Regions from separate parts of the Mus musculus genome. Here region 1 is linked to region 2. The links are chromatin contacts, found by Hi-C or POLR2A ChIA-PET in ENCODE. All regions are on one chromosome and are shown on one strand. Each heading gives the region's core, a stretch centred on a gene start or an enhancer-like site at or near the end of the contact. The rest is flanking DNA. Distances are from core to core; before and after follow the strand shown. Region 1 holds the start of Tigd3 (tigger transposable element derived 3). Region 2 holds the start of Neat1 (nuclear paraspeckle assembly transcript 1 (non-protein coding)).

Region 1 (6,820 bases), core at 2,415-4,914, 49 kb after region 2:
ATGAATGATTATTCCAGAGCTCATTGCCCTGTCCTGTCCTGCCCTGCCCTGCTGCTGGCCACTACACCACACAGTCTGATGCTGAAGTGGTAAGAACTGCAAAGGTCTGAGTCGCCCTGAGACCTTTCTTCAAGTTTTCTTCTTGTAAGCACGGTCCGTGTATGAAGGGTTCTTCCTGATAGAAAGACTTCACCCTTCTCTCATGTAAGCCATGCTTTGAGGAGGCGGGGGGGGGGGGGGGAAACTCAGTAGGCATAGCACTAGCTCAGTATGCTCAAAGCCCTGGGTTAAGTTTAATACAGAGGGCTGGTGAGATGGCTCAGTGGGTAAGAGCACCCAGCTGCTCTTCCAAAGGTCCGGAGTTCAAATCCCAGCAACCACATGGTGGCTCACAACCATCTGTAACAAGATCTGACGCCCTCTTCTGGAGTGTCTGAAGACAGCTACAGTGTACTTACATATAATAAATAAATAAATCTTAAAAAAAAAAGTTTAATACAGAGTATCACATAAACCCCCATAATCCTGGCCCTAGAGGGGAAGGCAAGCAGACGTGCAAAATCATCTTCAGTCATAGGGCAAGTTCAAGGTCAACCCAGGCTATACAAGATTACATTCCAGAAAGAAAGAAAGGAAGGAAGGAAGGAAGGAAGGAAGAAAGGTCCTCCACATCCTGACTTTGTGGCTAAAAACTTTATTTCCTGAAGCAGAATTGGTTTTGACACAAAAATTCAAGGAATGGGGCCACTGTTAGGAAGTCTGTCCATGCTGTGCGATGGTGGTGCACACCTTTAATCCCAGCACTTGGGAGGCAGAGGCAGGCGGGTTTCTGAGTTCAAGGCCAGCCTGGTCTACAAAGTGAGTTCCAGGAAAGCCAGGGCTACACAGAGAAACCCTGTCTCAAAGAAAAAAAAAAAACAAAAAACAAAAAAAGGAAGTCGGTCCACCTTTCTAGGTTCTACCCTATTTAGACTAACTCTCCACAAAGCTCTAGAAGTTTCTCCAGGGCCTAGAAGCTACACAGCCCAGCTTTCCACTCTTGAGGCCCCATCCGTAGAAACTCTAGGCCTGAACAACTTTTACTCTGACCTTAGACTTTGTGTTCCAACTTCCTTCCCTTCTACACCCTCCACATACTATTTCCACAGGAAAGAGCCAGTCTGTCTCTGGAGAGGCGTTTCCATGGGAAACAGGAGAGGGAGACTAATAGGCAGCTATGCCTCCTCACAGACAGCAGAGCTGCTCCACCTCCACCTCACAGTCATAGAATTTCTCAAAGAGTTCTGGAGAGGCACTGTTGCATTCAAGCCACCTCCTCAGGGTGCACAGTGCCTGCAGGGCATCGGCTTTGGTGGGCAGGGGCTCAAAGCCATCTTCTTCCCTCCCACTGTCTTCAGTACCCGTCTCCTCTTTGCACACTCTAGGCCCTGGGTCCTCATCCTCCAGGTCCACAAAGTGAGAAAACTCCTCTTGGCTCAGCCCACTAGGGACTGGTGACATCTCAGTGTCTTTGTCCAGGGACAGTGGTGTTTTGCCCGGAGCGAGCCCTTCTTGAACAAAGCTGCTCAAAATGAGCTGGCGAGGTACCTTGGCCCAAGCTGCGGCCACCATGTGCAGAGCATCCAAAACTGTGATGCTAGCCCTGGCCTCCGCCAGGGAGGTGCCCTCTTTCCCACTCTGCATGGCAGCCAGTTTGCTCAGTAGACGGTGACGGTAATGGGCCTTAAAGGCCAAAATCACAGAGCCAGGCAGGGAAGGAGTGGTGCTGGAGGCAGAGAGAGGCAGGAGTCGAACGTGATGGAGTCCAGGAAGGCTGGCCCATTCCTCTACCACTCCAGAAGCCAGTAGCAAGGCTACCTGTCGGCCCTGCTGTCCCATGTCCTGGTCAAACTGTGCCAGCCACTCTGACCAGGGAATGGCTAGGTCAGGGTGATAAGAGGTAGGCAGTGCCTCACTGCTCACCCCAAAGAAGCATCTTGGGGCCGCCTGGAGCCCACCCACAAATACCCTTCGCTTTTCTGTGCCTCTGCTGTTGGCACATAACAGTACTTGCAACCGATCACATTCAAACACTCTGCCAGGCACCGCGCGATACAACAAGGGTACTTCAGCACAGCCAAAAACATCTTCTGGTGAGAAGTCTTTAAGAGAAAGAGGTGGCTGGGCCTGAGATGGGAGAACTGCAGGAGGAGCTTCAGGAGGGAACAGAGGGACAAGGACCTGGCGAGTCCCAAAGCCCACATTGTTTCGACGTTTCCAGCGGACCAGCCAGCCAATGCTAGGCACGAAATCCTGGCCCATGATATCGGCCAGTTCCTTGGCCTTGTGGAGCAACATGGGCCCCGTTACATCCCAGGCCTTGGCTCGGGCAATGTGGTACCAGCACAGTAGAGCCTCATCGATCCCACTGTATTTGGATTCACGCTTCCGCTTCCGCTCGTGGTTGGCTGTGCCACTGCACCAGTCTGCCAACAGCTTCTCCTTATTCTTGCAGATCCGTGAGATCTGGGGCTGTGAGACCTGGAAGCGCCGGGCCACCTCTGACTGGGACATCTTAGACTCATCCAAGAGTTCCAGCACCTGGATCTTCTCAGCCAGGGACAGGGCGTGAAGCTTCTTCTTGGTGTTCAGCTCCATGACTCCCTGGGAAGCTGCTGGGGGAAGAAAAGTAGGAGAGCGTGCCAATGGCTGAGAGCAAGAAGAACAGAAGAGGTCGGGACCCCTGAAGCCAGAGCAATTCTCTGGAATGCAGAAAGCTGGAGGAGACCAGGCCAGCTGAAAGAGACATGAGATGGCCAGGCTGTGGGAGGAGAGGGCTAGACCCAGAAGAGAGCTGGCAGAGTCGAGTGTTTCTGGTCCGAAGTGGAGAGAATTCTGGGCTGGGGTTTGGTATTGATGGGGTGGAAGGATGAATAGAGGCTAAAGCACAGCTGTAAAGACAACCAGGAGACAGCTGCAGGGACAACAAAGGAGCAAAAACAAGGAGAGGCCTGGGGCTGAGGCTGAGCGGGGCAGGTGTAGGGGACATTCAGGGTGCCAGGGAGGAGTCCCCTGAGAGGAGATGAGGAGGAGGAGGACCTAGGTTGAATTTTGATGGCTGAAGGCAGGTGGTAGACTGAACGGACAGAGTCGAGATGAACAGGTGAGATGGTACAGATGACAAAGCCAGATGGATGGTGTCTGAAGGCGCTAGTACAATTCGGCGCTGGCAAGGCGGGGTGGTAAAGCTACCCAACGGTTCAACCAGGAGAGTGAAGATGCCAAGACGACAAAGGGAGACAGGGTGAGGAGGATGAGGGCAAAAGGGAAGAAGTGTCCTCTGCCCAGTGATAGCCTGGAGTGATATCAGAGAGAAGGGAGCACCGGCCAGGAAGCAGGCGGCTCGAGCGCTGGGCTCTGCGCCCTGGTTCGCTGAGTTGACCCCTCGTCAGTCGGCTGGACGGACACAGGCGTCGACCCCAGCCCGCCCGCCCACCCGGCTACAGGGCCTCCCGCTCCGCACCCACCTCCAGGCGCCGTCCCGCGCCTCCAGTCCCTGCCCCAGCCAGGTTCCTGGGCCTCAGCAGAACCAGAGAGTGACGGGCGCCGCGACCCGAGGACAGAGCGCGCCGAGAGGCTGCTCTGGAGCGGGCGCGCGCAGAGCGCGCACAGCCCTCACCCGGGTCTCTCAAGGCTGGGAAAACCTCGTCGCGGCCCCTCCGCAGCCCCGCCCTAACAAACTGATTAGCCATCAGCGGCAACTTGTCCCGCCTCCAGTTACATCTGATTGGATGCTGTGGAAGTGGCGGTTTGTCAGCCCTCCGGAGGAGGAGCTTCCTGAGTGGAGGGGTCTGGCGGGAAGAACCGGCCTTAGTGCCTATCACTTGTCGACCAGCCGGCGTGCCTTGACAGCCACCCAGGTGATTTCGACCCCATCCCTACGTGGTACCTAACTGGGATACCGGCCCTCCAGGATTTGTTTTGGAAACAAGATGAAAGGAGAAAATGAATGAATGTAAGCTTTTAGTCACAAAAGAGTTACCATGGACAGCGCTGGCCTCTGGTCTTGCCAACGGCCTACAAAATACACCGGTGGCAAGAAAGGACATTTTTTTTTTTAACCAGTTTTGGTGGGTCACGGCAAGATCTAAATTCCTGTTAGTCACTTCCCTCCTTTGTAACTAGGTGTAGATAACTTAGCCCTCCCTGCCCCTAAACAGCCAGGACCCCACTTTTTCATAGGTTTTGAGCCTATCCATTTACCACTGGATGCTGTCAGTCTCTCCAAGTGTCGTCTCCTGCGAACCAAATATTTTCTCTTAAATCTATTTTAGTGGTCTCATCTGCACATTTCTTTTTTGGCCCTCAAGACTACTCAGTTGCTAAGGATTAGTGCCTGACTCCCTGTACTCCTGGCCTACATAGCAGAACAGGCAGTGCATAGTCCAGACAACTCTGTGCAGTAGCAGGCCAGGGCTCAGCTTTCTCTGGCAACAGTGACCTCAGGGTGCTCTAGGAAAATCTGAGCACACTTCAGTCGATATATAAGTATTTAGCTAGAGAGGTTTGGGAGGGGTTCCCTTCCTTGTTGAGGCAGGGCTTTGCTGTGTAGCATACTCCCAGTTGGATGTTAAGCTTCCTGCAGATTCTGTCTCTGACTTCCATGTCCCTCTAAGAGTGCTGGAATAAGGGCTGGTGAGATGGCTCAGCGGGTAAGAGCACCCGACTGCTCTTCTGAAGGTCCTGAGTACAAGTCCCAGCAACCACATGGTGGCTCACAACCATCCTTAAGGAGATCTGACTGGTGTGTCTGAAGATAGCTGCAGTGTACTTACATATAATAAATAAATTTAAAAAAAAGAGTGCTGGAATAACACACATCATCCAGCTCCTTATCTGGGATGCAGGGACAAAATTCAGGTGGTCAGGTTCACAGTCAAAGTGCTTGTCTTGGACAGGGGTACGATGCCAATAAATAAATGAATGGGGAAAAAAGAGAGAAGAGAAGAGAAGAGAAGAGAAGAGAAGAGAAGAGAAGAGAAGAGAAGGGAAAAGTGCTTTAACTAGCTGAGCCATCTCCCAGTTGTTTAGAATCTCAAAGTGGGGCTGGTGACATAGTTTAGCAGTTTAAACAGGAGACCAGAGTTCAGGAGCTGAAGAGATGGTGAAGAGCACTGTCTGCTCTTCTAAAGGTCTTGGATTGTATTCCCAGCCCCTCAAAACCACCTTTAACTCCAGCTCCAGGCTATCTTGGATACTTGGTACACAGACTTATATGCAGGCAAAATATTTCTTCAAAACAAAACAAAACCCACAAAGACCAATGTTCAGTGACTCAAAACTGCTTGTAATTTCAGCTCTAGGGGATCTGATACCCTCTCATCCTGCCTCTGCACTAACATGCATATACTCAAATACTTTTTCTTAAAACAGGGTTTTCTGAGGCTGGAGCTATGGCTCAGCAGTTAAGAACACTGACTGCTCTTCCAGAGGTTCTGAGTTCAATTCCCAGCAACCACATGGTGGCCTACAAACATCTGAAATGGAACCCAATGCCCTCTTCTGGTATGTCTGAAGACAGCTACTGTTTACTCATATAAATAAAATTTTAAAAATAACCGGGCGTGGTGGCCCACACCTTTAATCCCAGCACTTGGGAGGCAGAGGCAGGAGGATTTCTGAGTTTGAGGCCAGCTTGGTCTACAGAGTGAGTTCCAGGAGAGCCAGGGCTACAACAGAGAAACCCTGTCTCGAAACAAACAAACAAACAAACAAACAAACAGATCTAAAAAAAAAAAAGTCTCCATATTTAGCCTGGCTGTCCTGGAACTTGCTCTGTACACCAGCCTAGCCTTGACTCCTGAGTGCTAGGTCTAAAGGCCTGTGCCTCCATGGCCAAGCTCATGTTTTTAAGATGTTAATATTTGGGCTGGAGAGATGGCTTAGAGGTAAAGAGCACTGGGTGCTCTTCCAGAGGTCCTAGCAACCATACTGGTTCACAACCATCCATAGATGTAATCTAATGCCATCTTCTGGCATGCAGGTGTACATGCAGACAGAGCACTCATACATAAAATAAATAAATCTTTAAAAGAAAAAAGTTAAAATGTTAATACATACCAAGTGAGCTATACAAGATCCACTATATAACATCCAAGTACTAATCTGGCTGGATATAAACTCACTCACGGTCTGCACATGACACCCTGCACTGTGGACAATTCTGGCTTTGCAACTCTGCTTTGGCTTAGCAATCCGACAGGCAATGAAAAGGTTCATCAGATGACAGGATCTGAGGTTACTCTCCTCTCGGCTTCTTTTGTTCTACGATGACACTGGTAGGTTTGTAGATGGATGAAGATGAGTGGGCAGGTGGGTGTTTGCAGGAGCACAGTTGACCTCCCCAGCTCCTGGAGCTGGAGCTACAGGTGGTTGTGAGCCACCGGATTTGAGTGCTGGGAACCAAACTTGGCCCTCTGCAAGAACAACGAGCATCCTCTCCTCTGCTGCGCTCTCTCTCCAGGCTTAACTCATAACTCCTTGGAGTTTAAAGCACAAACAAGCTTCTGGGTTCACTTTAACCAGGAGACACTGCAGTGCCATAGATCTGCCGCACCTCCGCCTACATATTCACACCGAGTAAAGTCTTTCCAACCAGCCAAAAGCACAGATACAGAGAAAATGCTAAAGTTGATTTTAACCCAATTTTTGTATTAATTAGCTTCATCCTTTATACCACTAAATTGTTATAAATCTGAATTTACATAACAAAACTAACAAAATAATTTTACATGGTGGAGTTTAACAAAAACTTTGATTTTGGGAGAAAAAGTTGTTTCAA
Region 2 (6,668 bases), core at 2,340-4,839:
AAAAAAAAAAAAACCAAAAATAGCCAAAGCCCAGCTCCTCAGGCAGACAGAATTGCATGTACAGACTGAAATCTCAAGCCCACACCAGCTTTTAAGAGTGAAAATATGAAAAGCTCATACCATATTAAGACATTTTCCCCAAACTAAAAAACCATACTATTTGGAATACAACCTGGGAATGTTCTAGATCATGTTCAGAATACTCCCTTACCTGCAGTGCCATTATCCCATGACTCAGTGTCATGTCTGCAGCCATTGTCAGCTCACAGTGAGCAGCCCTTCCCTCCCAGAGAGTTGACAAGCTGCTCAGACCAGACCTGCTCTAACTGCTTCCATGGTGCAGTGCATCTAGGCCTAACTATATGAAGGCAAAGTGACAGAGGTCGAGAATGTAACAGCCATGACAATTCTAAGAAGCTTCAATCTCAAACCTTTATTTTGCTGTAAAGGGGAGGAAAATGGTTAGTGGGTTTGTACACTGAACACTTTAGTACAGAGAAGCGTGTGCGACCAACCTGCAGTTACAGCTTTCTTCACATTTCCCCATTCCACACAGCTGTTCCAATGAGCGATCTTGCCCTGGTCACACCACTTTTAAGCACACTCACAAAACAACCACATATACAGGGTTTTCACAAATATGCAAATAAACAGGGTTTTCAGAACCAATTTTTACAAAGTGTTATCTAGTAAGATGACCCAGGGCCCAGTCTCTTTTATTTCCCAAACTGCTTTGACTGACAGTTTAACAGCTTCCCCTCTGCTCAGGGATGGTTTTTAAGCACCATTCAAGCCAAACCCACAATGGATGTATTCAGTGGCAAAGCACTCATGAGGTTTCTACAAGCATCACAATGATCTCATAGCAAGCGCAAGACCCTGTCCCCTTGTCACAATGACTGATTTGAAAGGTTAAATAAGCAAACCCTGTTGTCTTCTGGCCAATTCCAGAAATTCAAGATGTGTTTTGAAGGCATGGCTCACACATTAAATTCCTGTATGTGTTGTATAAGGCATGACTCCCATATGAAATTCCTTTAGATAGCAGCATTGGAATTCTTAATCACACAGTATGACAGAATTTCAATAGAGACCCAGAAGAGTCTGCCAACCTCCCCATACTATGGTTTCAGAGCCCACAACGGGAGGCGTTTACAAGCCCCTCCCCAGCTTCACTTCTTGGCAATCAGCTTCCCCCCACCAGGCTCCACCCCTGTGGCCTGCCTAGGTCAGGGTAGTGACAACCATCTATTGAGCAACTAAGAAAAGCTTTTCAATGTCACCCTTCCCCATTCAACAGTGAAGCAAAACAATTTTGCTCTTCCCCTTGTAGGATTTTGGTATTTTCCAAGCAACTGCATCTCAAAGTAGTGCCACCTGCAGGGATTTACCATCAGCCTTTAGATTTTCATGTGAACTATTTAGTTCCCAAACTGTTATTCCCATCAACCCACGGTTCCAGGCACAATCCTCACCCGCACCCCGACTCCTTCAACCCACCAATGCCAAGCTGAGCCCTGCTTTCTCCCACAAGTCCCATATCTGGTGCCAAAAGTATTATTCCCAAGCTTGATCCATAACTCAGGTTTCACCTTGGAAGGCCATTGTTTCAGGACACTGTCATCTGAGCAGGGCTGTGAACCCAGGCCAGCCTGGTATACACAGCCAGGCCCTAAGTCATAAAAGCTAATGAACAAAAGGGGCCAGAACCACTGTTGCCACTCAACCACCCAGTATCAAATCCACACCCTGGGAGAGACCATTCCCAGGGACCACTTCGGGCCCACGGATCCCTTTTAGTCCAGAAGACGTCCCAAAGCCCAAATTAGATACGGCATCTACCAAGTCGGCAGAATTTGTGGCTAACTTGCGCCTTCCCACTGTTAAACCACAAACCCTACCCATTTTACAACCAGCTCCATCTAAGGAAGATTCCTCCACACCAGTCATTTACAACCCAACAGCTTTCCCCAACACCCACAAGTTTTCAGTTAAGAATCCCTCTGACCAATGCAGAGGCAGGCAGGCTGCAGAAGCAGGGAAGGTGGGCGAGGTCACTGGGGTCCCGATCTACAGTGCAGCACGCTGCGCAGACGTTAAAGTGTCCTACACCTTACGCAATCTTCTCGAGGCCAAGTTCGCAGCACAGAACTACAAAGGCTGGATGGAGGCTTGTTTAGAAGATGCAGCAGTCGAACGCCTCTACCCCCATGAAAAAGGGTGCCTGCTGCCATTCATGCATCCGCAAAGAATGATGCTCCCAGAACAAGACATTCATCTGGAACATTCACAGCCGACGGCCCCTCCGGCTGGAAGCACCTGCCCACCCCCTACAAGCTGACTTCAACGATGGCCTCCTGAGCACAGGGCTTCCTGAGAAAGGCCTGGACCCAGGGCAGGGACGCGCTTCCTAAGCCTCTGGAATTCACTGTGTAGGCGTCAACCGAGGCCGCTGTCTCCTCCAGGGTGAGCCCTCCTGCACTGCTACGACTCACACTGGCAGGGGCTCCATATCTCCTGGTGCCATCTGCTTGCCATGGTGAACACTATAGTGATAAACCACGTCCATGAAGCATTTGGGTGACCGGAAACATGGCTGTGAGCCCACCCCAGGGTCCACACTCACGTCCCGCCCTCTGTGAATCAACACCATCCCTCCCCGCCCAGTCAGGGTGTCCTCCACCTTTACCAAAATGCCGTGCCCAAGACTCCAGCACCGACTCTACATCCTCCACAGGCTTACCGGACGACCCAGGGGCAAGGTTTTAAGTGACCCCTTAACCTCAGAGTGAGGGGCAAGAGTAGGGAAGAGTGAGACCACAGAAGAGGAAGCACGGAACCTAGGCAAAGTCCAGAGAGGGCACTGCTATCTGAAAAATAAAGTTGTGATTAATGTGGCCCCAAGACTTGCGCCTTCAATCTCCATGGTCCCCGCCTGGCAGACCTGACAGTAAAAACAACTTGTCTCTGCAGCCTCCTCCGGCCTCCCCTCGCACCCCGAAGTGGGTGCAGACAGGCCACACCCAAATTACATACCACCCTGGGCCAGAGCTGTCCGCCCAGCGAAGCTAAGTCCACCTTCCATAAGACCAGGCCTCATCCCCAGGTGGGTTCACAACCCCTTATCTGGAAAAAAAGGGGTCTGCTGGTTTTGTCAAGATCAAAGGCGACCTCCACTACGCACCTAGTCCTGCCCCACTGCCTGTCCTCTATGATTTCCGGGGCCTTCAAGGGCCCCCAGTCCACCCGTCTCCATCAACTGCTGCTCTGCCACTCAAGTTAGGACACTGCCCCCATGTAGGCCTGTGAAACTTGTGCCCTCCTGGACGTCAAGTGCCAGCAGACAGCAGGGATAGCCTGGTCTTGAAAGCTGCTGGTTCTTTGTGGATTGTTAAAGGCGCTTTGGAAGCTGCCTTCCACACGTCCACTGTCCCAAAATCTAGTCTCCTTTATACTTAGCCCCGCTTCTCCTCGCACCCCCATCCTAGTGGCTGCCTCTAATTCTGCCACCTCTCTCATCTGAGCCCTGAACTGGCCACTGCCTCCCCACCACTAGCCCCAAGAGCGAGCCCTCCTTGTCACTAACTCCTACAGGTGGAGGTTACAACTTTTGCTTTTATACTCTTGTGTCGCGTCACCCAAACACTGCTAAACGGAACGATTCCTCCACGGGCACTTAAAAAAAAGTTCCTCCCCGACCTAGCCACAGAGCCAAAGGAGCCCACGAGGGGCGGGTCATGGCCTCCGTCAACCGCCACTCCCTCAGATTGCTCAATGATCCTTTTCTGCTCCTAGCGGTGCGTCACAGGATGAAGGGCATATCCAAAGATGATATTTGGGCGGTGAACACCACCGGGGATAAGTAAGTCCCCTTTGCTGCTGAAGGGTAGGGTCAGCTGTTGGGGAAGAGGGTCACACCGAATGTCAGCGCTGAAGGAAAAGTACACGGGTCGCCTCAGGTCACCACGCCCCGACGAGGTCCGAAAGTAGGGCCGGCAGAAAGCCTGGAAAATTCCACTCGGTGGCGGAGGGATCTCTGCGGTGGCGCGTCAGGCGGTAGGGGTGGGGGGGTTGGGGCGGGACCGGGCGCGTGACTTCTCGGGCGTTGCCGCCGCCTGCTCGCAGGGTGACGTCAGTGCGGGCAGCAGCAGGGTGGGGGTGGGGAAGAACTATCCCAGCAGCTTGGGTGGAATGCTTAATTGCGTCTAAGGTTAATTAAATTGCGGGAAAGGTGGTTGCAAGCTATGATAAAGCAAGACTTTTGTATGGTACACATGCATATAGAATGAATGTGTGTATGTAATGTTTATGGTTGAAGAGCGCCCAGTACAGTTAAGTGATTTTAGAAAACATTTTTGCTTTTGGGTGTGGTATAGTGAGAAAAAATATTTTTAAGCTGCATTTCTCTGCGACAGTGTATGGTGGAGTTCAAGGCGTGGGTTTAATGACCACTGGGGGAGCCAGGCTGGCTGTCTACTTGGGGTGGGGTCCAGCACAGGTCCAAAAGCAAACGTTGTCCACAAACAAGGGCTTAGTGAGGGTTTTGAAAAGGGGAATTGTCACCGCCCATGTCAGTGAGGAGCTCGGACAGTCTGACAACCCCCCACCCCCACCCCACCCCGCCATGAAGCATCTACTCAGCTCTTCTGCCACCTGCCTCCACATCCCCCCCCCCCCATACTCCCCAAAATAAAAAAGCTGGTTCAAGCACGCAGAATGAAAAAGGCAGCTGGCAGAATTAACTGCCCGGAAGTCTCCTCCCAGGCTCGACACCCACTCTACAAACAAAACCACCCAGTGACAACAGGCTCCCTTAGCAACCCGGAGGAGGGAAGGAGGGGGTTGTTTTCCGGCCTCTAGCATATGGAATCTGCAAGCAAGGCCCGGCCTAGACTGCACCCTCCCGTTCCCGGAAAACTGGTGACTCTCTCTCTCATGTGACCAGCACAGAGGGTGATTATGTGGCAAGTGCTGGCTTGCTCACCGGTTCTTATGCCACGTAGATTCCTGCGCCTCACCCTTCTCCAAGGGCTAACCTAATCAGCCTTTTATTTATCTTTCTTTCTTTTTAATTCCAGAAAGGGTCTCATTTTGTCTCATACTGGCCTGTACTTCTTGGCTCATCCTCCTGCCTCAACCTTTTTAGTGCTGGGATTACATTACCACTATGTCCGCCTGGCATCAGTTCCAAGTGTCGGTGGTGGGTGGCGGTGACTGCCTGCAAGAACAGGGAGTTGCTTGTTAAAATGTTCTAGAATGCCAGGAGGCGGCTATGAAAGCAGGAGGGAGGGAGGGGCTCCCTGTGGCGGGCCTAGCCTGTGGAGTCAGTCTTTTCTGACTTTGAGGTGCTTAGGCAATTGTTCAACCACCTTCAATTTCCCTTCATATTATTCTTCAGTCCCAGGAACAGCTTTTGAGACTTTTTTTTTTTTGAATTAGTAGGAACAGGGTTAATTGGTAACACACCAAGCCTAGGGCTGTGTAAAGCTAGGTCGCCTGGTCACGCACAGATGAAGCATTTGTGTGCTCACAAGTCTGCAGCAGCCCAGGGACTGTCTCCAGTTCTCAAGGGCAAGATGGCAGTGTCAGAGGCTCCTGGCCTTCAAGGACAGTTTTCTTTGGAAACAATGTATTTGAGGGGAGAGGTGAGGAGGCCTTAGGGCCGAGGCTGTGCCCACCCTTCGCTGGTGGACATACCCAGAGTTTCTTCCTTCACACAGAGGACCTCCATCCCACTGAAGGACTAGGGCAGAGCAGCAACTCCCCCAATCAAAAAAGCTGTTCCAGGAGATTGTGGTAAACAGGTCTGTGGGTGGGGCTGAGGGGTGACAGCCAGAGGAGCCTGCCTGGTTTCTAAGGCATGCCCCTTCCCAGCTATGGGATTCTGGGATGGAGGGCAAAGAGCAAAATGGGGTTCTCTTTGTGATGTCCGATTAAAGGGGGAGCACGCTCCAATTTCTTTCTCAGGGACCTGGCAGCCCCCCACTGGCCTCATCTTCTTTGGAAGTCAGCTCAGCCCTGTTGTTTCCAGACCCAGGCAGACTCAGAATTTCCTACAAAATCTCTTGGAATAGAGAGAAGGGACGAAGTGCCCTAAAGGCAGGGCCATGCCAGTATTGCTACCACAAGAGAATATTCTGGAACTCCAGCCCCCATCCTCCATGGATCCAGTTTCTAGGCTGTAGTGTTTTTAGGTTCCCTTGTGCTTCTCCTGGTGCCAGAGGCCCCTCTGCCCGGGCTCCTTCACACTGAGCCCTGAGACATGCGGGTCAGGAAACTGCACAGTCACTGCGCATTGGCAGGAAGCCTTCCCATCCGCACTCACTGCCCTGGCAGGAGCTGGAACCGATAAAGAAGCCCTGCCCCAAATTTGCCAGGCTCTTCTGGTGGGAAGGGGCCCATCTCTCACCCTTCCCCCACTGTTGCAAAAATCTGGAAGTGAACTCTTTTTATGAAAACAGATCTCACCCAGTGGCTCCCTGTCTCCCTACAATCATAAGCTCTTGTAGGCCAGGGCTGCAAAGTCACCTCTCAAGGGAGCTCTAGCAATAAGTCAGTCTGTCCCATCCCTCCCCCAACTTGATTTGTGGGGGCAGGGTTTCTGTCTAGTGTGTCCTAGATCTCTGAGCCCACAGCTCTGGCAAGACGTGGGCACCAGCGTGGATGAC

What was found. A loop is a pair of places that touch in the nucleus more often than their neighbours do. ChIA-PET counts read pairs that join two places held with the same protein, here RNA polymerase II (POLR2A).
Region 1: POLR2A ChIA-PET joins it to region 2 with 22 read pairs in embryonic stem cell. The contact joins the promoter of Tigd3 here to the promoter of Neat1 in region 2. A Hi-C loop is called at or near these places in 3 of 37 maps with a recorded cell type or tissue (T-helper 17 cell, gastrocnemius and v-Abl transformed pro-B cells). POLR2A ChIA-PET finds 5 or more read pairs at or near these places in 4 of 5 experiments (Patski and embryonic stem cell).

Annotation. Positions count from the first base shown.
Region 1 is chr19:5,890,464-5,897,283 of GRCm38, forward strand. It overlaps Tigd3 (tigger transposable element derived 3), which reads right to left and starts at 3,665. Exons shown (of 2, transcript NM_001362045.1): 1 at 3,507-3,665; 2 at 675-2,654. The coding sequence starts at 2,637. The coding sequence ends at 1,225. It overlaps Dpf2 (D4, zinc and double PHD fingers family 2), which reads right to left. Exons shown (of 11, transcript NM_011262.5): 11 at 6,053-6,820.
Region 2 is chr19:5,841,889-5,848,556 of GRCm38, forward strand. Neat1 (nuclear paraspeckle assembly transcript 1 (non-protein coding)) reads right to left here and starts at 3,590. Exons shown (of 1, transcript NR_131212.1): 1 at 1-3,590.